4 separate regions of the Homo sapiens genome follow, and regions 1, 2 and 3 are each linked to region 4. Evidence: chromatin contacts called from ENCODE Hi-C or POLR2A ChIA-PET data. All regions are on one chromosome and are shown on one strand. The core of a region is the stretch at or near the end of the contact, and the rest is flanking DNA. Distances in the headings are between cores, read along the strand shown.

The links. A loop is a pair of places that touch in the nucleus more often than their neighbours do. ChIA-PET counts read pairs that join two places held with the same protein, here RNA polymerase II (POLR2A). Pooled maps may share reads with other maps.
Region 1: a loop to region 4 is called in a map of OCI-LY7, with 2.1 times the contacts of the local background. The contact joins two enhancer-like sites. A Hi-C loop is called at or near these places in 2 of 168 maps with a recorded cell type or tissue (OCI-LY7 and ascending aorta), 2 of 37 single-sample maps with no recorded cell type and 7 of 50 pooled maps. POLR2A ChIA-PET finds 5 or more read pairs at or near these places in 2 of 52 experiments (H1 and SK-N-SH).
Region 2: a loop to region 4 is called in a map with no recorded cell type, with 6 times the contacts of the local background. The contact joins two enhancer-like sites. A Hi-C loop is called at or near these places in 2 of 37 single-sample maps with no recorded cell type and 11 of 50 pooled maps. POLR2A ChIA-PET finds 5 or more read pairs at or near these places in 2 of 52 experiments (Panc1 and SK-N-SH).
Region 3: a map of CD8-positive, alpha-beta T cell shows a loop between it and region 4 (4-fold over the local background). The contact joins two enhancer-like sites. A Hi-C loop is called at or near these places in 1 of 168 maps with a recorded cell type or tissue (CD8-positive, alpha-beta T cell), 4 of 37 single-sample maps with no recorded cell type and 11 of 50 pooled maps. POLR2A ChIA-PET finds 5 or more read pairs at or near these places in 6 of 52 experiments (WTC11, activated CD8-positive, alpha-beta T cell, activated T-cell and 2 more).

Annotation. Positions count from the first base shown.
Region 1 is chr4:139,974,374-139,980,584 of GRCh38, forward strand. The region is part of intron 1 of MAML3 (mastermind like transcriptional coactivator 3); the gene reads right to left. Among named protein-coding and RNA genes, the nearest start is that of MAML3-AS1, 150 kb to the right of the region's middle. RefSeq lists an enhancer at 4,732-4,781. Within about 2 kb of position 4,503, at least 2 of the 41 ENCODE cell types and tissues checked have a DNase peak (open chromatin) inside an H3K27ac peak, as active enhancers do.
Region 2 is chr4:139,947,759-139,954,008 of GRCh38, forward strand. The region is part of intron 1 of MAML3 (mastermind like transcriptional coactivator 3); the gene reads right to left. Among named protein-coding and RNA genes, the nearest start is that of MAML3-AS1, 180 kb to the right of the region's middle. Within about 2 kb of position 3,498, at least 2 of the 41 ENCODE cell types and tissues checked have a DNase peak (open chromatin) inside an H3K27ac peak, as active enhancers do.
Region 3 is chr4:140,113,638-140,119,028 of GRCh38, forward strand. All of the region lies in intron 1 of MAML3 (mastermind like transcriptional coactivator 3), which reads right to left. Among named protein-coding and RNA genes, the nearest start is that of MAML3-AS1, 12 kb to the right of the region's middle. Within about 2 kb of position 3,079, at least 3 of the 41 ENCODE cell types and tissues checked have a DNase peak (open chromatin) inside an H3K27ac peak, as active enhancers do.
Region 4 is chr4:140,045,016-140,051,160 of GRCh38, forward strand. All of the region lies in intron 1 of MAML3 (mastermind like transcriptional coactivator 3), which reads right to left. The region is part of intron 1 of LOC124900783 (a long non-coding RNA gene); the gene reads left to right. Among named protein-coding and RNA genes, the nearest start is that of MAML3-AS1, 80 kb to the right of the region's middle. RefSeq lists enhancers at 3,748-4,284, 4,285-4,820. Within about 2 kb of position 4,401, at least 29 of the 41 ENCODE cell types and tissues checked have a DNase peak (open chromatin) inside an H3K27ac peak, as active enhancers do.

The DNA of each region.
Region 1 (6,211 bases), core at 3,253-5,752, 71 kb before region 4:
GGATTACAGGTGTAAGCCACCGCGCCCGGCCATTTAATTGAACTTAGTAAGTGTCTGTTACATGAGTACTATGTTAACCACTATTATAGGAGATTTTGGAGAAGTATAAGGCATGTTATCATTCCTTAATGTACTTATAATTTCATTGAGAAAGGCAGTGTACACATTAAACAGCTAGTTGAGCGAATTTGGCAATATCCTAAACATTGCTGGGCTTCTATTTCCTCACTGGTAAAATGAAGGAGTCAGAAGAGATGATTCCCGAGACTCTTCTAGGTCTCAAGTTCTATAAACCTTTCAATGCCTACGTAGAAAACAATCCAAGATAATATATGGTGAAGTCCAGATAATATATGGTCAAGTCCATATATTATATTGTATTTATTGATAAATAATCAATACGATAGGAGGTCAGAGAAGAGAGAGATCAATTTTGAGGTGGCAAAGGTTTTCTGGAAAAAGAAACTTCAGCTTGGACTTGAAGGACGGGTAGAATGTGAAAGGGGCAGGAGGTGGTCACTGTTTACTAAGAGTGCAGAGGGCTTGTGCAGGGTGACTGGAAAAATTCTTGATTAGGGACAGGGAAGATGAGTTTGTATTTGTCTCTGTGGATAAAGGGATTATATGTTGTCAAGTGGTGGATTTAAGTAGGGGAAGTGATATGACGACTTGGTGACATGATCCTATTAACCTGCAAGTCAGATCACACCATTCTCTTCTCAGAGCCATCCAGCAGCATCCCATCTCTCTCAGATAAAAGCCAAAGTCCTTGCAAGGGCTTGCAAGGCTTTGCAGCATCTGCTTCTTCCACCCCTATCAACTGTCGCCTTATGTCCTCCTCTCCCACACCAGCCTCCTCAGAGTCTTCCTCATATACCAGGCACACTTCAAGCATTTTCACATGCGTTTCCTCTGCCTAGACTGCTCTTTCCTCAGGTATCTCCATGTTTGGCTACTCCTTCATGTAATTGCTCAAATGTCACTTTTCAGTGAAGCCTTCCCTATCACCGTATCTAAAATTGCAGCCTACCCTTTCCATACACACAGGCTCACACATGAACACGCGTGCAGGCATGCACACACACACACCCCATATACCTCCTTATCTCCCTTCCCTGCTCTACTTTTTTCATTACATCTACCATATTCTACCATGTGATATGATTTATTTACTTTCTAAAATGTCTCTATCCACTGCCCTCCTCCCTTAGGTAGTATAAACTCCATGAGGAAAGGGGGTTTTGTCTGCTTTATTCACTGCTGTATGTCTCAAGCCTAGAACAGTGTCTGGCCTAGAATAGGGGCCCAGGAACTATTTGTCCAGTGAATGAAGGCATGAATATAATGAAAAAGGTGTGAAGTCATTAACCTCACAGATTGAACTGCAAAGTGGAGGGCCTAGAGGTTATGAAAACTTGGACTAAAGGAAGGCAATGGGAAGAAAAAAGGAGCTGACTAGGAGAGACTTCATCAAGAAATAACAACCAGGGGCTGTTAACTATCTCAGTGTTCAGGCCTGGATTAAAGGAAATATATTCACCATGGGAATTAGGAGAATGTTAGGGGCAAAAGAGGAACTGAAAATGTACTGAAAATAAAATGATGCATAGTTTTATAAACAAATATCAGTCAGATTTAACTTCAGTTGTTTCCAAACATAATTGATTGCTATTTTCTTCCTGCTTACATTTCTGAGAATGGCTAAAAGGAAACTAAAAAAGAAGGAAGTGGGAAATGTGTAACGTGCCATACTTTCCTTTTAAGGCAACTTCAGCCTGAATGCTGGGCAAAGCCTCCCACATTTCACAATTTGTTCTCTATCAGCTCTCAGGAACACAAAATACAGGAAAGACAGATCCTGTTCTTCTGGTTTTTTTTCTTTTCTTCTTCTTCTCTTCATTATGTTTTCTCCTCCCCCAAAAACAGTAATCAGAGCAGATGACAAGAAATCTTTTTAACATCAGCCTTGGTGTAATAAGCATCTTGGAAATGGAAAAAGCAAGAGGGGATGTGATGAAGTCTTTACCAGTCTGTGCAGATGTTAAGACTTTACTAGAGCCACAGCAAGAAAGTACTATTTATGTCAGGTTAATATCTTATTCATACATTTCTTTAGAAATTATGAAGGCATAGTACATTAACATCCAGTCATCCAATATTACTTAGAATCATAGGTGATACCTTCAGGAAAAAAAAGGTGGATGATCTTATTTCCTGATTGAAGAAATCTCAAGTACAGTTGAGAAGCCATATGTGGTTAGTATGTACTTAAGATATGAGCTTTAAAAGCAAGTCCTACATTTCTGCAAATTCAAATTTTACTATTACCTCTTTTAAAATTCAGTGTTTTTTAGAGGCATTTGCTTAATTAAGTTTGATTCTATACTTATTTTTCTGCCTTTTAAATACATACCCTAAATTAAAACTAAATCAGTGGTTCTCAACTAGGGTGATTTTTTTTTCCCTCCAGGGCACATCTGGCAATGTCTGGAGATAGTTTTCACGACTGTGGGGAGAAGAGGGTGTCACATCCATTAAACAGAGGCCCAGGTACTATGGTCTGAATGGCTGTATTCCCCCAAAATTCATATGTTAAAACCTGATCATCAATGTGCCATATTAGAAGGTGGGGCTTTTAGGAAGGGAATCAGGTCGTAAGGGCAGAGCCTCATGAATGGGATTTGCCCTTATAAGAGTTCCTGGTGAGCTGCTTCGGCCCTTCCACCAGGAGACATGCAGCAAGAAGGCACCATCTATGAACCAGGAAACAGGCCCTCACCAGACACTGAATCTTGATCTTCAACTTCTCAGCCTGCAGAACTGTGAGAAATAAATTTCTGTTGTTTATAAACCACCCAGTTAATGGTATCTTGTCATAGCAGCCCAAATGGACTAGGGATGCTGCTGAACATCCCAGAGTACGCAGGACGGCCCCCGCCACAGAGAAGAATCTAATTTAAAATGCTGATAGTGCCGAGGGTGAGAAACTCTGGCCTAAATCATCTCTGATAGAGATCCCCAAATTATGATAAAGCAATAACCATTTTAGTCCAAGTGTGTCCTTCACATAAGACTAAGGAGTGGAAGAGTGGAGCTCTGCAAATTGCATTGTTTAAAAATGCAGTCAGACCCTACTTTGGAACATTCTGCCCTTACTGGTAATACTAATTATGAACATATAGATTAAGTCTCCAGATAAGAATTAAAAGGATGTTCTGGCCAGGCGCGGTAGCTCACGCCTGTAATCCCAGCACCTTGGGAGGCCGAGGCGGTTGGATCACCTGAGGTCATGAGTTCGAGACCAGCCCAGCCAACATGGTGAAACCCCGTCTCTACTAAAAATACAAAAATCAGCTGGGTGTGGTGGCATGTGCCTGTAATCCAAGCTACTCAGGAGGCTGAGGCAGGAGAATTGCTGGAACCCAGGAGGCAGATGCTGCAGTGAGCCAAGATCTTGCCACTGCACTCCAGCCAGGGCCACAGAGTGAAACTCCCTAACAAAAAAACAAAAAACAAAAAACAAAAAAAAAACAAAAAAAGGATCTTCTATGCTCTTTTCTGTTCCTACACAGAAATTACAGGAAATTCATCACAGAATCAGTGAACACCAAAGCTGAAAGGGACTGCAGAAGGTAGCACAATGGATCCTCTCACTTTACTGATGGGAGGGGAAGTGGTGCAGACTGAGGTCACAGTCTTGCTTTCAGGCCCCAGCTGGTCAGTTTCAGAGCTTGGATTAGAATTCACTCCATCCCTCAGGTCTGTGCTCCTTCTCCTTGACTCGGAAGCAAATGTGAAGAATGGAGCCCAAGAAGGTTACAAAAAAAAGTCTTTGGACCAAAGTCTCTCTCTTGATTTCAGCCTCAAAGGAAGTGAGCTAATGTGGAGATGCATGGCACTCCTGGCTCCCCATCTTTGGGAGTGGTGAGCCTCCCAAGCACAGGAAGATTCAGCACCAACTCTAGCTGCAGATCTATCCCAAGGCCCAGATTGCATTAGCCAAGACCTCTCCAGGAAGCCTGTTGGAGTGAGCAGAGAAGAGCCTCAACAGGTGGCAAGTGGTCTCAAGTGCCACTTCTCTCTGAAAGGAAAGTCCTGCAAAAATGAAAATCTGCAAATGCTTTAAAAACGAGTGGCAGAGGATGGCGTCTCTGCCCTTTCTCCTCCTGGGTAAAGGGCAGTTGACCCTCACTATGTCTTCCAAATGCCTCCCATGACTTCCCAGCATCAACCACATCAAAAAAAAAGAGAGAGAGAGAGAGCACACAACTGCGCTAGGCATTCACAACATTCTCTTCCTTCAGGGGCTCCAATCTGGGCCCTGGCAGGTTATCAAAGAGACTTGGGTCTCTTTGTCCCCCATCCCTAATCTGTCTTGGTGTCTCTCTTTGGCCCTCCCATGGATGACATCCCCCCCAGAGACCTTGCCAGTCAGCCTGCCCACCTGGCCTCCCCACAGAACTGGCTATATAGCAGGAAACGGATTTGCCACTTCTCCATTTCCAGATGGCACTGAAACAAGTACACATCCTCCTTTCACTTTCAAAGAGCTCTATGACTACTTTCAAAGAGCTCTATGACTACTTTCAAAGAGCTCTATGACTAGTTACCTTAGAGAAACTGACAGAACAAAGGAACAAGCCTGCTTATGTGGTACTAGTAAAATCATAATATCAGCCACTACTTATGAAGCATTTTGTATGTGTCCGGCTCTGTATTAGGTGTTACACCTGCATTATCTACAAGCCTTTCATCAATCCTGCAAGGAAAGTATTAGTTTTACTCCCATTGTAAAGGTGAGAGAACTAAGGATTAGAATGATTTGAGACCACAGAACTTGTAAATAAAATTTTAAACATTTTGGTCTAAGTTGCCTTTCTCTTCAACATGCTAGAAATGAGTCTAGACTTACCTGGCTCATAGCTCCCTCTTTAGCTCTTTTACATGGCATTCATTTAAACATGCCTTCTCACATTTTTCTGCTTGGAGGCAGAGCTTGTCCAACCACCCCTCCATAGACACCACTGCCTCCCAGCTCCATTTGCCCCTGTCTGCTGAGCTCCTTCTATACTGTCCACATGTGTTCTCTAGTTGCTGCTTTAGCTCTATCCATGCCCAGCCACTAACAGTTGGGTTAGTGGTTGCTACGGTTTGAATGTGTCCCCTCAAAACTTCAGGTGTTGCCAATGTGACAGTATCAAGAGGTAACAGGGCCTTTAAGAGGCCATGAAGGCTACTCCCTCATGAATAGCAGTAAGGCCCTTATAAAAGAGGCTTCCCACAGTGTTCAGTTAGCTTGATCTTCTACCTTTCTGCCATGTGAGGACACAGTGTTCCTCCCCTTTAGAAGATGTGGCATCAAGGTACCATCTTGGAGACAGAGAGTAGCCCTCCCCAGACATCTGAACCTGCTGGTGCCGTGATCTCGGACTTCCCAGCCTCTAGAACTGTGAGAAAACAAATTTCTGTTCTTGATAAATTACCCAGTCCTGGGTATGTTGTTACAGCAGCACAAAATGGACTAAGGCAGTGGTTCTCTGGAACAACTGCCAATAGTAAGTAGGAATATCCCATTGTCCCACCCAGGGTCTAGGTGAGTACGGACAGTCTCAGGGCTTGACTGAGCACTGAGCTATTTTCTCTCTGGACTATCTTACTATCTGTTTGGCTGGCCTGCTACAGAGCTTCTGGGATCTGGGCTCTCCCTTTATGCATTCGGCATCTTCCAGAGGCCAAGCCCAGCCCGGACTCCAGCTAGCTGTCTGGAGGCCCTAGTTCAGACAAGCCTCTTTATCTTAGGGCTTGAGGCCTGGCTTCTGGGATCCCTCATGTCATCTGGAAGAAGGATCCTGTTGGCTTTACAACCTCAATACCCACAGACAATAAAGACTGGGTCCACTCTAAGAATCAGTTGTCACCCTCCACCTTGATCCCTGAGAAAATTCCCTTCCCCCACCCTCTGCATACACACCTCCTTTGGCCATTACTGTGGCCTTATTTTGACTTGATTTTTTCCCCCAGTCTCTGAAGCTTTGTGAGAGTTTTGGCTAAGACATCATCTCCCTAGCCTCCATTCCTGGTTTAGACCCAGGCTGATTTACTTCTCTACATGGAGTCCAAACATATTAAAAATCTAATGCCCTGGGCTACCCTGATTGTAGTCTGCTCACCCTCTAGATCCCGGTTAACTTAGGAAGACTCATAAAGGTGC
Region 2 (6,250 bases), core at 2,248-4,747, 98 kb before region 4:
AACAAAACAATAACTAGTATTATTCTCAATTAGGATTTCTAGAACACTAAAAGCTACCACTTGCTGGGCATGGTGACTCACTCCTGTAATCCCAGCACTTTGGGATGCTGGGGTGGGCGGATCACCTGAGGTTGGGAGTTTGAGACCAGCCTGACCAACATGGAGAAACCCCGTCTCTACTAAAAATACAAAATTAGCCAGGTGTGGGGGCGCATGCCTGTAATCTCAGCTACTCGGGAGGCTGAGGCAGGAGAATCGCTTGAACCTGGGAGGGTAGGTTGCAGTGGGCCAAGATCACGCCATTGCACGCCAGTCTGGGCAACAAGAGCGAGACTCCATCTCAAAATAAATAAATAAATAAATAAATAAATAAATAAATAATAAAAACTACCACTCTACACTAAAAAGTCAAACGTGGAAATATACAAAACAAAAGTCTATGTGGAAAAACCCAACAATTTACAAAGGTAAATTAGATTTACAGGAAGCAAACACACTCCTGAGCACTTTTGCTTTATCCAAATACTTCATTTCACTGTTAAGAACAGTTGATGGGCCTTTAGGGAAAATATTTCAGCTTTCAAATAACTGCTTTGAAAAGGACTAAAAACTATATTTAACTGCCTCTTGGGCAATTAGACCATGGCCATTGCCACATCTGCTATTTTCTCATCAGGAAACTGCTTCCAAGACATTTAACATTCATAGGTGTATTAGCTCATTATTAATACTCTGGAAATTCTCCATGACACTATTAACTACAGTGCAGAATTTGATGTAAGGAGGCTCCATCTTGGTTTCAATTCATGTAAGAGGATTATGAACCGAATTCCCTAAAGGATGACACTAGAAATGGTCTCAAACATGGACTGAATTATAGCAAAGCTCCAAAGTGTAATCTATTTCTAAAAACTTGTCTTCAATCATCTCAACCCTTTTCTCATACTTTATCTCTATCTCTTCATATTATCCATCAGTAATTGTTAAAATAGCAAACACTTACATGACACTATGTATGGACACGTATATTAATACAATTAAACCTCACAAGATCCCTGTAAGGTAGAAACTATCATCCCCATTGTACGTGTGAGAAAACCGAGGCACAGGTAAGAGAGGTAATACACTAGTAGTGCCAGAGTTGGGATGTGAACACAGGCAGTCTCACTCCAGGGGTAAGCTCTTCCCTATGGCCATGCAGCCTCTACGCCTTATTGACATGCTTCTAAAATACAAAAGTGGTAGTAGAAATTTTTTTTTTCTTTTTTTGTTTTTTGAGACAGAGTCTTGCTCTGTTGCCAGGCTGGAGTGCAGTGGCGCGATCTCGGCTCACTGCAACCTCCGCCTCCTGGGTTCAAGAAATTCCCCTGCCTCAGCCTCCCTAGTAGCTGGGACTACAGGCACGCGGCACGACACCCAGCTAATTTTTTTGTATTTTCCTAGAGATGGGGTTTCACCATGTTGTCCAGGATGGTCTTGGTATCTTGACCTCGTGATCCGCCTGCCTTGGCCTCCCAAAGTGCTGGGATTACAGGCGTGAGCCACCACACCCGGCCAGTAGTAGAAATTAATTAGTCTCAGACTCTTATCATAAGATAGAAGCGGTATCAGGAATTGAACTCCCACTCTTTCAGTGCTCTGTGATAGCCCATGTACTATTCTTCTGACACCAAGATAAAAAAGACTATTTCCAATGAATGCCCATTAGATCAGAGATTATGCCACGTACAATCTGTCACAAAAAACCAGGAAGCATGTCACTGAAACAGTCTGGCTTGTAACATAACTTTTATTCTAAAGAAATACCCATCATTTGATACTATGGAAATCTGAATATTATGTTGTACTTTTAATTTACAAACACAAATTTAATTGACATGAAATTTATCAAGATATGAAACCTAAAAATATCAATGTTGTCTTAAATTCCTTTTGACAAGATTGTTAACTGCTTGACATTTTCATGCCTTTACTTTCCTTGAATTCCTCATGTGATGGTTCATTTTAGTTGTTAACTTGACTGGGCTATGATGTCCAGTTGTTTGGTCAAATACCAATATAGATGTTGCTAGGAAGGCTAGTTTTAGATGTGATTAACGTTGAAATTAGTAGACTCTGGGTAAAGCAGATTACTCTCTATAATGTAGGTGGGCCTCATCCAGTGAGTTGAACACCTGAAGAGCAAAGACAGGTTTCCCAAAGAAGCAGCATTCTGCCTTCGGACTGCAACACAGAAAACCTGCCTATGCTTCCAGCCTGCAGATTTTGGACTCAAGACTGCAATATTAACGATTTTTTTTTGGAGACAGTCTTGATCTGTTGCCCAGGCTGGAGTGCAGTGGTGTGATCTCAGCTCACTGCAACCTCCGCCTCCCAGGTTCAAGCAATTCTCCTGCCTCAGCTTCCTGAGTAGCTGGGATTACAGATGCACACCACCATGCCCGGCTAATTTTTTGTATTTTTAGTAGAGACGGGGTTTCACCATGCTGGCCAGGCTGGTCTCAAACTCCTGACCTCGTGATCTGCCTGCCTTGGTCTCCCAAAGTGCTGGGATTACAGGCATGAGCCACCATGCCTGGCCAATATTAACTCTTAACTTGAATTTCTAGCCTGGTAGTCTGGTCTACAGATTTTGGACTTGCCAGCCCCCACAGTCAAATAAGCCAGTTCTTTAAAATGAATTCTCTCTTTATCCTCTATTTGTTCTGTCTCTAGAGGACTCTGATTAATACAACCAGCACCTCCCTCCTATCACCTTTTTCACAGGAGACCCTCAGTAGAGAGTCCTGTAGATCAAGCCTCCATCCTGATTGCCCATTGTAGTTCTTATAAGAAAAGATAAAGTTGGCCACTTTCCATTACAGCACACAAACTAGCAACCTTTCTGGAACTGGGTAACACATTCTCCCGGGTTTGACTGTGGTAGATTCTAAACCACACGCCTTCTGTGAATAGTTGTGGTTTGACAAGCTACAAAGACATACAGCCTGGTCTGTGTAAGTCCCCAAGTAGGGGCCCCAGAGACTTGCGGCCACCCTGCTAAGAGTCCTCCAGCCAAGCTCTGCCCAAGGGAACAGCACCACCCACACCATCAAAGCTTTGCCTGCAGCTCTGGGCCAGCCTGAAGGGCTTGAAGAGGCCATCGGGTTACTAAATGGCATTTTGGTCACCTTTTCTTTCCTCCCAAGATCGTGAAGAACAACCTCATTGCCCTAATGACTCCCAACTTCTGTCTGCACGTGGGTTTGATTGTTACAATCACATTTTGCTTACTGCCAATCTCCCATTTCAGCTGTTCAAATTCTAGGAAACCAATATTTATTTCCTTAACAAAAGATCTCAACAAGCCAAGCCTCCTTCTCTCTCTCCCTCCCTCTTTCTTTCTCCCCATCCTACCCAAACCACAAAGCCCTGTTCTTTGTAAAGGGCCTGTGCTGGGAGCTAGAAATGTGTCACACCAAGAACATCCACCATTGCCCAAAGCTGTTTTCCTTGTGGCTTCTTCAGTAGCAGCCACGCTGCCTTCAGTGTTGACAGTCAGCAATTTTGAATGTGCTGACATGGAGAACAGTGACCACAGAGTCAATGCACACCAGCAAGGAAGAGAAAACAAATGCGGAAATGGAAAGGTGATGCTGGGCCTCTGTCTTTCCCTGCTTCTGGAGGCCCACCAGTGAGGTCACAGGTTGGCCTGTGGAGGCCTGGAGGGCAGGGAGCACAGGCAGCCTCACCTCTTTCTGCTGTTTCCCTGCCATCACAACTTGGTCCCCGCATTTCTATTTTGGGGGCTGACGCATGCAGAGCTGTGGAGGAGGGAGCCATTCCCTCTACCACCTTAGGTCCCTCTCCTTGCAGCTGGCTCCTACCAAGAGGAGAGAGGAAAGGGTCAGCTGTGGCTTCTCGGCAGCTCTGTGAACTGCTCTCTCCAACACTGAACTCAACAAATGTTCTTTACATTGCTAATTTGTTTTTGTTCTTTTTTTTTTTTTGTCTCCAGTAGCAGGAAAGTTTGGTAAGCAAAAAAAGATCCCAGAAAATTTCTGGGTAGCAAGTCTAGTATTAAGGGGGGCCAAGGGGTGAAGAAGGATGGAGCCATTAAATTAAAGCTTACGAAGGGCTATTAGGCTGCGTGCAGTGGCTCACACCTGTAATCCTAACACTTTGGGAGGCTGAAGCGGGCAGATCACTTGAGGTCAGGAGTTTGAGACCAGCCTGGCCGCCATGGTGAAACCCTGTCTCTACTAAAAATACAAAAAATTAGCCGTGTGTAGCGGCGGGTGCCTGTGATCCCAGCTACTTCAGAGGCTGAGGCAGGAGAATCGCTTGAACCCAGGAGGCAGAGGCTGCAGTGAGCCGAGATCGTGCCATTGCACTCCAGCCTAAGGGACAAAAGCGAAACTCCATCTCAAAAGACAAACAAACAAAAAGAAGGGCCATTATAATATCACTATAATGCTTTATAGGCAGACTGTGAGTTGGGGATTCTGGAATCCCTCTTTTCTTGGCTCTATCTGGGTTAGATAATAGGGAAGTTATTTAGTTCGAGGTGGTTCAATGTATGAAGTGATCAGGTAGGCAGGGGGTCTCTCTGTCCAGAGATATGCAGTGGGGCAGTTCTGGGACCTGGGGTTACACATGAGCAGGGACAAAAGCTGAACTTAATGTTTGGCCTCCTGCGTAAAATAGTGCTTCTCAAACTCTGCAGTTTATAGACCACACCTGGGGTGTAAAAATCCCTACCAACCTCGGACTGTCCTCACATGTGCCAAGAGGAAAACAAAATCCCATCCACTGCAGTTAAAAAAAAACAAAACCAAGTACATTTGGGGGGAATAAAAATTGCAGCAGAAATGGCTAGTGGCCCACCAAAGATGTCTGCACCCTTTCAGCTGTGTAAATTTGATGCTGGTGAGTGGCTGCCCAGCCAAGGACTGCATTTCCCACCTCCTCTTGCTCTAGAAGGGGATATATGACTTAGTTCTTGACAAAAGACTGTGGACAGAAATGATGTGTGCCATTTCTAGGCTTGGCCCATAAAAACCTGGCTTGGCACATTAAAGTCAGGACTCCCCCAAATCCCCTAGGCTATCTCTTTTCTCACCAACCAGCTGGAAGCAAAAGATTCCAAGATCCGTGGAGGAGCTACAAGGTGGAAGGAGCTCGCTGCCTGTCCAAAAAATGCCTGGATTTGGACTGTTGGATGACAGAGAAAAAAACTCATATTTGAGGTCACTGGGGATTTCAGGGTTTCTCTATCACAAAAGTTATTTTAACTGCACAAAATCACTAAGTGATGTCAGAGGGAAATTATTAATTAGGCACAATGACATAGATGTTAAACGTGGTATGCTATTATTTGGGTTTTTAAAAAAGAATGTGCCTACATATACACTTCTATATGCTTGAGACGTCTCTGGAAGAAAACGCTAGAAAATAGTAACAGTGGGTGCCTTTGGGGAAGGAAACTAGGAGACAGGAAGAAAGGGGTAGAAAAGAGATTTATCTCTCACCGTATTTTGTTTTTAGCCTTTTGAATTTGTATCGTAGGCATATGTTAACCGCTCAAAAGTTACATTTAATGAAACAACTTTGTGCGGTGGCTCATGCCTATAATCCTAACAATTTGAGAGGCTGAGGCGGGTGGATCACTTGAGGTCAGGAGTTTCAGACCAGACTGGCCAACATGGTGAAACTCCATCTCTACTAAAAATACAAAAATTAGCACGGCATGGTGGCAGGTGCCTGTAATCCCAGCTACTCAGGAGGCTGAGGCAGGAGAATTGCTGAACCTGGGAGGCTACAGTGAGCTGAGATGGCGCCAATGTACTCCAGCCTGGGTGATAGAGCGAGACTCCGTCTCATAAAAAAGAAAACAAAACACAAGTTCTAAAAGAATCCAGTTTTTAGATCAGCAGGAGAATGCTTATGCACACTACTACTAGTCCCCAGGGCCTTTTTCGAAACCAGTGGTACAAAGTGTTGACATTTAAAAATACATAAAAGTGTACTTTCTTTGAAAACTCAAGGGAGGGGTAGCAGTAGCTGCTATTCCTATACTGCATCTGAATTCTTGGGGTTAACTTTCTCATGCTCTTAGAGACTCTCCTTTCATTCCAACGGCGACAGGAGGCTGATAGCAGAGAGGAGTCAGGGGTTGCTTCTTCTATTAGATCAATTTATTCCTAAATGTAGGTACCACAAGTCAACCACACACCTTCATAAAAAGGATTCTTGGGCATCTTTCCTGAAA
Region 3 (5,391 bases), core at 1,829-4,328, 67 kb after region 4:
GCAACCAGAACTCCCACAAAAGCTTGGGAGCAACCTGTTTGGCAGAGGAGTAGAGTCTTGTTGGGTGTTTGTAAGCTAACTTCACCTGTGCACAAATGCCAGTTTGTCTACCCAAGTGAAGTGACCCTGCAGCTAGGATACCTAGAACTGCTCTAATCAAAGTCCATCCAAAGTCACAGGCACAGTTTGGAACAGGACCTAGAAACTCAGGCTGACAGGTGTAAGCAATGCTGCTCTCCAGGCAGGGAGAAACCCACATACTGAGTCTTACTTTCATGTTCTCAGTATCTGCTCCCACCCCGTTTTACCCCATCCTGGGCTTCACACTCAGTGAACCCAGTCACCATTCACTGAACTCATTTTCCCACCTTCGTGCTACTGATCATGCTGTTTCCTATGCCTTTAAAGTCCTTCCCATCTTCTCTGGGTAGAAAAATGCTGCTAATTCCTCAAGGCAGATCAGATGCCAACTCCCTGTGCAGTCTTCCCTGCACTCTCTGCCCTGCGAAATATGCCCCTTCCCTGCTCCCTCCACCCTATGAAAGTAGAATAAAATCATTCCAACTTCTGTGTGCCAATCATACTTTTGTGTAAGTCTGTTATAGCTCTTATCACATCACGCTGTGGAATGATGTGGAGAAATCTCACCAGCTACTTTACCTGTATCTGTGCTGTTCCTTGAATTTCCTGCAATCTCAACAGTACCTGGCACAGAGGGGCTTGAAAAAATGTTTGCTGAATTAAAGACTGTAGCCAAAAGGCAAGTGTTCTTTTTCCTTTCACTTAAGTAGAAGCTTATCTTAATTAAAATAAAACTACAATATTATTGGGTTTTTAAATTACGTAGCTGTATATAGCTGCATATAATTGCAGTGCAATCAAACCTCTGATATTTTTAGGCAACTCTTTCTCTTGAAACCCTCCGTACCTTTGACTAAGTATCAATGTATTTCTCCCCAATAAGCCGGGTGTATACACGTATGTCTTTTAAGAAACTTTGGATTGTTCAAAATTTCAAACATACAAGCGTTGCCAGAATGTAATAAATTGCCAGCGACCAGTTTCAACTCATGGCCTATCTTGTTTCATCCATACCCCAAACCCACATTCCCTTTCCATATTATAGAAAGCACATGCCAGAACTTATATCTGTGAATACTGTGGAGTGTACCTTTAAAAGTTATGGCCTATTTTCAACAATATAGCCATAATACCATTATCACATCTAAAACATATTTAATAATAATCCCTAATATCATCAAATATTGAATGAGTGTTAAAATTTACAGTTGCCCCAATTCTTTTGCACTAAGATGTTCAACAGTAAAAGTACATTATAACTTCATTCAACTCATAAACAAATTGCCCTATTTAAATAAAAGCTCTGAATTCATATCCTATAGAACCATAACATTCCTCAGGACAAGACACATGAAGTCTCATTTTAATACAATGCCCTAATTATGCTGCTGAAGTTTTATTAAACATTTGTCCTATGGAGATATGTAAAATAATTTGTTTTCAGTTCATTACCTTTCTACTCAAAGATTTTATCCCATAAAAACTTCCATATGAGTTAGCACTATTTTTGAGTTATTCATAGCTCATAACAATACATTTTATTTTTAAGTCTTAAATTACTTCTTTCTCTTCCTCCTGAAACTCAAGTGCTCACTCTCAATTAACACAAATGCTTTCACTCTCAATTTTCACTTCTAAAATAAAACTATGGCTAGAAAGAAACTGCTCTCAATGAGCAATTCATAAACAAATGAAATATGCAAAGCCACAAATATCCCTTATAATTTTTATGTGGTCATGCAAATTAATGCATAAGAGTAAATATTTTCATCCACAATAACACAAATTAATGAGTGCAGGAGACTAACACCAAGACTGATCTGGGAGGTGATCAGTGCCTTCAGCAGACCCCAGGACTACAGATATTCAGAAGCAAGTGAGAGACTTAAGAGCAGGTACATAAGTTCATTTTTTGGTGACTCTGGACACATACAAAACATTCCTTAATCTGGAATTGGAAACAGGTACATAAAGAGCAAAAAGCAAGTGTACTCAATTTATCCAATTGACATGTCTCTGCAAAACATTTGTAGGGCAAAATCTTACCATTAGATGAATATTAAGGTCAAATTTTTGTGAAATTAAGATTCTTTTTTATAATGTAAAAATCATTCTTTTTCAATTAGGTTTGAATATAAAAAGTTTTCCCACCAAATACAAAGAAACTGAAAATGAAAATGTCTATTTAAATATAGAAAATATTTACTAATTCACACTAGTGGAAGGTGACATGGAATAATAGAAAATTGGAATTACTTTTAAGTATATACAAATATATAGAGTACATATATTTGCCAAATAAATGTCCTTTAAGATCCTTTAGTTGGTAATTTTATTTGCAATTATTTCATTGTTTCCCTTTTTTAAAAAAGATTATTCTAAATAAAAGTAGTTTATCTTGCTGAATAGGTTAAATGTCCTTCCCATGCCTGCTTTATTTACTATTAGTCTGTTTACAAGCACTCCTTCATATAAGGCAAAAAGCCTTATGACAATACCACAAATTATTAACATCTGGGCTCAAATTAATCAAGTTATACTGTGTTCTTAAATTTCTGAATTCTTTACCTTTTTTCATGTGTTCATGTGTTCAAAACAACTCTATAATATCCAGGGCCCCCAGGGAATCAGCTCCTATTCAGGAAGATCCTTACTCAAAACTAGCCCTCCTGAAAATGACACCTATATAGAGAACATTTCTCTTGCATGTTCAGGGCTATTGCCAATCACCAGAAACCAAGACGGTGTCTATTCTACTTCAGTAAAAGGACAGGGAGGCTGACAAAGAAATACAAAAGAGAACACAAGTCACGTGGAGCCAACTGCCTGGATTCAATTCCTTCAGAAAGTCACGTTAGAGACTGCCACTCTAACCTCTAACCCCACTGCTTCAAAAGTTGCCATTCCCTCCATCCTCCACAGCTCTGGCCACATCCAGACGAAACCATTAAGGCTGGTGTATACCCTACAGGGCAGGAAGTGAATCATGCTTCACTCAACTGAAATGGCAGCAGGTTTTTAGAAAGCTAAACACAGTCAACCCAAATGAATGGTAACACTTACCTTGTAAAGATGTGACTAGGGATTGTTATTGATGACAAAAGATCAGCACTTGGGTTTCCATCTCCCTTCACAGATGAGATTTTTTTAAAAGCATAGGGCACTTTACATACAGACACAGAGTATAGCTATGGAGATCACCTTCTGTAATACTAGCACTCAGAGTGTTCTCACTATTAACCCAGGACCTCCACTCATGTTAGATCTCTAGCTTGCAGAACATGCTGAGTTCCAGACTTGGACTGTCTTTCCTCTTCCACAGCAGAATTTAAAAAGCTCTATTTCCTCTTCCTTAGAAAAATTTTAAAGTTCTCAAAATGGGGATTTCTCTAGTCTCTTCCTTTTACCCTTAGTGTGATCTGGGGTGATTTTTAGGGTCTTATTACAAGCAAAATCCTAATTATGGGGAAAGCCATTATCTGGCATCTTATTTACTATAACCCAAAGCAAATGTTTGGGGTTCCTAATTATATTGATCCAAATATCTCCCTCGTATTTTCTTACACACTTACTATTCTCTTTCAAGTAAGACTTTTAAAAGCTGTTTCTAAATTTACACTTTTACTTGGTGCTGCTGACCACATTAAAACCTAACTTCCAAAAATAAGTTAAACTTTAATGTGGTTTTATGTTTTTAAGCATACTCTAACTATATAACTTTAAAAGTATGACTTACAGAATATTTATTTCCTTAAGAAAATATACAAATGCTTAATCAGAGACAAAGCAAGGGATTCCAAATCAGTTTTTTATACTGCAAAATATTGCAGTGAGCCATGATTGCACCACTGCATTCTAGCCTGGGTGACAGAGCGAGACCCTGTCTAAAAAAATATATAAATATATATGTATGTATGTATGTGTATACAGGTATATATATATATACACATATATACGTATGTGTATATATAATCTCAAAATTATTAATAGAGAATAGAAAAATTGATCTAATCTGATGCCACCTTCCAAGTCTCATAAAAATACAAATAAAATGTTTCTAAATTATAGGTATATCCTTAATAAAATTACAAAAACATGAGATTATCAAAGGAGCCCAACAGTTTCTCTAAGCACATCAGACAATATCAGAAGTCAATAGTTCAGATTAAGAAGGAAAGATTAATCTAGTAATTCTAAGGGTAATTTGTGTTACACATTTTTAAGGATTTTCACAGATAACCACGCATGGTAATATATGCAAATACACAAAAGAAATAAAACCTTAAAAGAACACACTAAATTTATTTTTTTTAATCTTCTAAAATGAGAATCATGACACCCACAGCCGGCATTTCTTCAGAGCCTACAGCTAGACAACCACCACAAAAAATGTTCTCTCTGATATCAGCTACAACCAACCCCCAGGTTAAAATATTTGTGGGTTTGTTTTTTTTTTTTCCCTACCGTGTTCAATCTTTTAAAAATTAATAGTCCTGAGTGCAGTCTTCTGGAACCAGAATGCCTGGGTCCAAACCACAGCCCTACCGTGTACTAGCTGTATGACTTTTATCCAGTCACTTAGCCTCTCTGCGCCTCAGTTTCTTCATCTGTATATATATATACACCTATCTCATTAGGTTGAAGATTAAATGATCTAATAAGCATGAAATGCTTAGTACAGTGTAGTACATAGTAAGTAGCATATAAGTATTAGCTAATAATAATAATAAACAATGAAAATGAGGATGAGGTAGCAGAACCATAACCTTGACTACCTTTGTGGAACCTCTATTCCAGGGTGAAAATACAGATACCAAGAGTATATAACATTGAAAATATTTTGGGGCCTGGTGTGGTGGCTCACACCTGTAATCCCAGCACTTTGGGAGGCGAAGGCAGGAGGACTGCTTGAGCCTAGGAGTTCAAGACCAGCCTGGGCAACATGGTGAGATCCTATCTCAAATTTAAAAATATATATTTTGGAAAGCCTCGATTCATGCCTCTGGTCAATATTCATAAAGTATTATGGCCCATTGGAAACGATCATGCTGTAGCAGGGAAAGAGAGCCTAACATTCTCTCCGATTGCAAAAATAACATGCGTAAGAGCCACTTCTGATCAAGTAACCCAAGTTGATTAGATTCTGTTCACCTCCCCCACACAAGGCCTCTGACGGCACACACAGAATGGATGCAGCATCCTACATTCTAAGTGTAATCATTCAAACCAACCTAATCATTTTTTTGACAAAGGATTTGGGAAATTAATGTAGGCTTGTTAGCCAGGGGAATGGTAGTAAGCAGCAGCTTC
Region 4 (6,145 bases), core at 3,151-5,650:
AAAATATCATCACAGAGAGAAAGAGATAAGCCTTGTTCACATTCACATATTAGTGTTTTTCTTCCCAGTTTTAATGTATTTTTAAAAAACAGAATCTGGGCCAGGCACAGTGGCTCATGCCTGTAATCCAACACTTTGGGAGGCCAAGATGGGTGGATCACCTGAGGTCAGGAGTTTAAGACCAGCCTGGCCAACATGATGAAATCCTGTCTCTACTAAGAATACAAAAATTAGATGGGCATGGTGGCAGGTGCCTGTAATCCCAGCTACTCGGGAGGCTGAGGCAGGAGAATCGCTTGAATCCATGAGGTGGAGGCTGCAGTGAGCTGAAATCGTGCCACTGCACTTCAGCCTGGGCGACAGAGCAAGACTCCAACTCAAAAAAAAAAAAAAAAAAAGAATCTGCTATATATTGTGTTCTAGTGCCTGTTTTTGTTTGTTTGTTTTTTTTAATATTGCAATCAATGTATTGGGACTTTTTTTCAATCTAAAATATTCTTCTAAAGTGTAATTCTAAAGATTATATGTATTCCATTTTCTCCATATACCATAACTTACACAGCTAATCTCCTGTGGTTGGACATCTATGCTCCTTGCAGCTTTTCACTATAAAAAATAACTCAGCTACTATATAATGTTTTCACACTTTCTGACTAATTTCTTAGAAAAAAATTTATAAAACCTGTACTGATTTCCTATGATCCTGAGTATGGCAACACTCAAAGTAAACCTGGGGCAGCCCTTGGAAAGGGGTCTCGAGCCTCACTGACCCATCAGAAGAGCCTCTGAAGTATTGGTAAGAGCAGCTGAAGAGCTATAAACAATGGGCAAGTTCTCCATTTTATACTTAGAGAAAATAGAACCACTTATCCCTTAATTGCCGTGGCCTAGTCTTCTAGGGTTAAGCGCAGCAACATGTTTTGGTGCGTGAGAAAAAGAATAGTATATGCAAAGGGAGAGGAATTGCATGAATATTCTCTATGCTTCCAAAGTCAATATGAAATATAAATGCCCTCTAAAAACCCTGAGAGAATAATAAAACATGGGAGTTATTTATGCTATGGTCTAAATATTTCTAATTATCTTTCAGGCACATGGAAGAGCTGTACTTCCTGGCTCTTGTGTGGTTAGATGAGGTCATGTTACTAGTTCTGACAAATAAGTTGTGAGCAGAGTGATGGGGACCATTTCTGGGCAGGGACATTAAATTGCTGATGTTAGACCCTCTGGAGCTCTTTCTCCTTCAGCGTAACCACTAGTGTGAGATCGTGGCTAGTTTTGTGAGAATGGGTCCCTGAGTAACAATGATAAGCAGAATCTCGTCTCCCCACCAACCCACAATAAACATGAGCAAGAACTAAATTTTTGTTGCTTTAAACCACTAAGATTTGGGGGTTCTTTGTTACTATACCATCACCTAGGCTCTCCTGACTGATAAATAAGATTTAATTGAACTTCTTTGTGATCTCATTATCTAATTTAAAATATTCACAGAAAACTTCATTCTTCTCTACACATACAGTTTGAAAACCTGGCGAATTATAGACATAATCTTTCAGGTTTTCTGGTCTTCGTTACGTAACAATTCAACAGGCATTTCTTCAGTGCCTACTGGCTGCAAGACAGTTACATTAAGTGAGAAATACAAATACTGGGAAATACAAAGATGAGGAAGACACAGCTCTGGGCCTGAATCACTTAAGATAAAGTAGGGAGGATCCGGTTTCACATTTTCTACAAAGGAGGAATTTAGGGTTGGCAACTGGGTCGCAAAGGGCAGGGGGAGGGGTAGGGGGGACTGTACTGAAGCTGTGTTTGCATAGTAAATGCAGTCTATATATATTATATATTTATTTGAGGCAATTTTGCAGAGAGGCTCGTGTGGAATATAGGAGAGTGGCTAAACACCTCCTCTGAGCTGCTGTTGGTACTACCAAGGGAACAGTAAAGACAACTCTAAGTAGAAGGTGGAAAGTTCTGAAGGAGAGGTCGGAAAAAAGTGGCCATGGTGTTTCGAAGGACTGGAAGATGCCGTCTGAGAGACTGGGAGAAGGGTTTCAGTGAAGAAACTGCATTTGAGATGGGCTTTTGAGGCCAAGATTTCCACAGGGAGAGATCAGGGGAGAAACGGTCTGGAAGGAGGGTGCCGCCTAAGCAAAGACACAGGGGGACAAAGCAGAGGACTGATCAGGTATCCAGAGCGATGTCATAGCTAGTGCCTAGACAGACTGTTGGGCAAGTGCAGATTTGGGGGGAACGCACTGAGGGACTTAGAGGGATTTGTGCTTGGCTGGCTGAGTTAGGAAATTCAGGGCAGCGGAGGTGGGTGTGAAGCAGGGATTTCAAGGCAGAGAATTATACACCAGGAAGAAGAGAAGCAAGAGGAGCTGGTCCTGGCAGGTTTACTTGGCGGAATTGCAGCGCCCGTATCTGAATAATGAAGTTGGTGAAACCGAGAGGGCTGCAACCCAGAGATGAAGGCGCGGAGCCAGGACGTGGCTCACGCTGAGCTTCCAGCTCCAAACTCTCAGCACAGGGCTGAGCACAAAATAGAAGAGCGATGAATGAATAATACCTAATAATATCCCAACCAACCGGCCAACTGCAGGACAAGCCAGTTTTACAGGACTTGCCGGCCAGTCCTTTATTTTTAAACTTCTTTGCCCGCTCTTGGAGCTTGAGTTTGATATTTACACCCACCCCCCACCCCCAAAATGGGCACAGCAGAAGATGGACGCGCTGCTCAGATCTAAGCATTTGGATACCTGTAAATAGCTCTGGTTTAGCTTGGAGGAGACTGAACTTAAATGGAGTGAAGTTTGAAGACTGTCTGTGAATTTTAGCTTTAAATATTGTAAGTCAGCGCTGGCGGCAATGGCCATCTTTAACTTCGTGATACTAAGAAAAAGATAGGCTCTTCAGACAAGAACAAAAACATTCCAGTTCTCAACATTTGGTAAGGCTTTTCCCCAGGAATTCCCTTTTGCTTAATCTGACCCCACATACTTCCTTTAAATGTCCCTTTACGAAGACATTTTAGTTTTGGTTCAAACAAACACAAAAGTTAGTGTAAACGCTGGGAAAAAGCAGGTGGAGTGGGAGACTAATGATCACTTTTCTGTGTGATCCTGAGTGAGTGGACTGGATTTCTGGCCCAATAGTAGGGCAGTATTTCAAGAATGAAAGGGAAATTTCTTGAGGGAAATGGACAGTTTAAGGATGAATATCATTCTTTTGATATCTTCCCAAAACATGTGCAAATTCAGCAAGAGGTTACAGGAAACCTCAATACCCTTGATTCAGAAATAAACACAGGTTATCTTTTCAAAAGGCATACAAGTGACCAAATAATAAAGCCATCTCCAAAAGGTCAGGAGAAATTTATTGGGAACCTACTGGGCATAGAACTGAAGAAAGTCTCCTTGTAACTGGGCTTCCCATGGTTGCAAAAACAGTGGGTGCCTTCACTAGGTTTATTACCAAAGATAGCAAATGTTTTCCATGGAAAACTTAACTGGAATCTGTTTTGTCCTAAGGTCAGATCTACAAAGCCATAATTACCCAGGTAACTTGGGTCTGATGTTGCCAAAAATATCCAGGTAATTACAGGAGAAAGGTCATTTCCTCTGTATAATCTCAACTATACCACTGGCTGTCTATACTGGCAGTTATCCAGTTAAGAACAGCCTTTCACATTTCACTTTGTGCTTGCTTAGACCCTGCCAAGACTGAAAATCGTAACGAGTTTTTTAAAATCCCCTTTATAAATATTCCCCTTCCCTTGCCCCATTCCCTAGGATGATCTGATGACTTCCTCACAAGACGATATACGGAATACTTTGCTAATTTTTACATTCAAAGGAAATGCTTTCTGGAAAGAATACTGTGAGACAGAAATGAAACAAGAAAGGTGAAGAGGAAGAATGAACAGGGGTGCCAAGATGTGCAAAACTGTGGGGATTCAAAGATTCATAGCAAGAGAGAAAGAAAAAGAGAGAGGAGCAAAGCAGATATGCAGGTCAACAGACGTCTTTATTCAGAGTTTGAGCTTTGTCAACACAGGCAGTTTGGGGGCAGAAAGAAGCGCATCTGCTGCTCTGTGATTGCACAAGAGAAGCTACCACTCCTTTTCTTCACAAAGAAAAAAAAATGGCATTTATCGCAAGTACAGCAAGGCATATTAGGATTCACCTCCCCCATTCTTTCTTCCCTCTTCCTCCTACCATCTCCCTCGCCGCCTCCCTTTCCTGTTGGAAAAGAAAAGGTGGGAGGGAGAGGAGGACCCACCGGTCACAGACAACGCTGTGGGATTCTCTTTCTTCAGCTTTTACCAGCCTATGGGGGTCAGGATGCTATTGGTTCAGCTTTATGTGTGATATGGTGCCTCTCACTTAGCAACAGCGAGCAGGAGAGGCAGGAAGCAACGCCACCTGGCTCAGCAAGTGTGCGGATGGTTTAAAACGAGCCACTCACTCACAGGGAGAACAGAGGAGGGGGGAAGAGAGAGCAGGCTGAGCTTAATATATTGTACTATTAAGAGCAAGGCTTAATCAGGGTGTTAACAACAACCAACAGGCAGGCTATGGGGGAAGAGCAAAGACTGGACAGGAGTTATTTTTAATGAGTATCTACGTATAAATCATACATGTTGCCTTCCTTTTTTTTTAAAAGGACAGACTACACTGTGCTGCCTGGATGGTGGGTGGGGAGAAAGATGGTTATCTAGGCAAAAAATAAGAGATAAGATGCATCTAAAATTCTACAGTGAGTTTACTCGGTTTTACTTTGTTTTCACACCAGGGTGTTACTAGAAAAGAAAAAGTAAAAGTGGGTGTACTTGAAAAAGCAATTGGCTACGTAATCACAGGATTTTTTTTTTTAATTAGTCAACACAGTAGCTATTTCTAAATCTTAAAATCCATTTTAGCATTTGAAAATTAACTTTCTGGAGTGGAAAGTGGCAAAAGAGAAATCTAGCAGAGAAACATCTCTGCTAGAAAGATTTTTTTTTCCTTTGCCTCCTTTGTGGTAAAAGGGAAATTTCTAAGAAGGATGCTGATAGAAGTTCTGAAAGCTCACACTGCCTGAATATAACAGGGCTCATTGCCAATAACAACAAGGAAATGTATTCTGCTATTCCATATTCTTTCATTTCTCTTAATAGAATTTGCCTTCCCCTCTATTCTAGGTCTTCCCGCCAAACTTTAGAAGGATTATCTCACCTACTTATCCATCCCAACCCACCCCACTGCATAACATCTAACAGCCTAGCCTTAGACCCTAAAATATAAATGGGAAAGCATCCTTCTTTCGTTCGTAGAGAAAAAAATGGGAGTCAACTTGGGTCTTTCATTGGAGTCAACTGGTGCCCTAGAGACAAAGCCCAACACTCTGGAGGGCACAGATGGGCCTCTGTCTGCCCTTCTAAACCAGACCCAATTAACCCCTTAGGCTCTGAGGAGTAAAAGCCACTGACTACAGTGACACCTACTGCTCGGGGTACAGCTGTACATCCTCGCACCGCCTCCCAGGTTCTCCAAAGCAGCCATGTGTTCCACTGCCGTGGGCTCCACTGAACACATTTCTCTCTGCTCTGGGCTAACACCTGGAGAAGGAAATTTTCAGCCCCCTCATTCTAAGGATGGCCTCTGAACCTATAAATCAGGGCCTTCTATAGGCAGGAGTCCTCACCCATGGGAATACAACACGCTGTCAATCTATAAAGTGACCAACTCTCGCAGCGATTCTATACAAAAGAGGCAGAAAACATAGTCTGAGAAGAGCCCACACCTCCTTCAGAATCGCTACCTTGAAATTACTTGTTAATCCTGTTTGATACCCAATGAAGTTATCCTGGAAAAAAAATGAAAGTTTTACTCAGTATCCACTGAATTTTGCTATACAGGGAAAAATATGATATGAAGCACTAGTACAATCAAGGTATCTAGAAACTCCACTTCCAGTTTATACAATAGCTTGTTAGTTAATCCATCCCTTCTACTCTATGCATTTAGTCAGATGGCAGAAATTCCCTCCCATTGAGAAAGAAATCCATTTAATTATGGAAGTCAGTTATACTTCTCTGAAGGCATAGCAAAAATTCCTCTATGTTGAGGACAATATCTATAAGTCTAGGAAGGGCAAG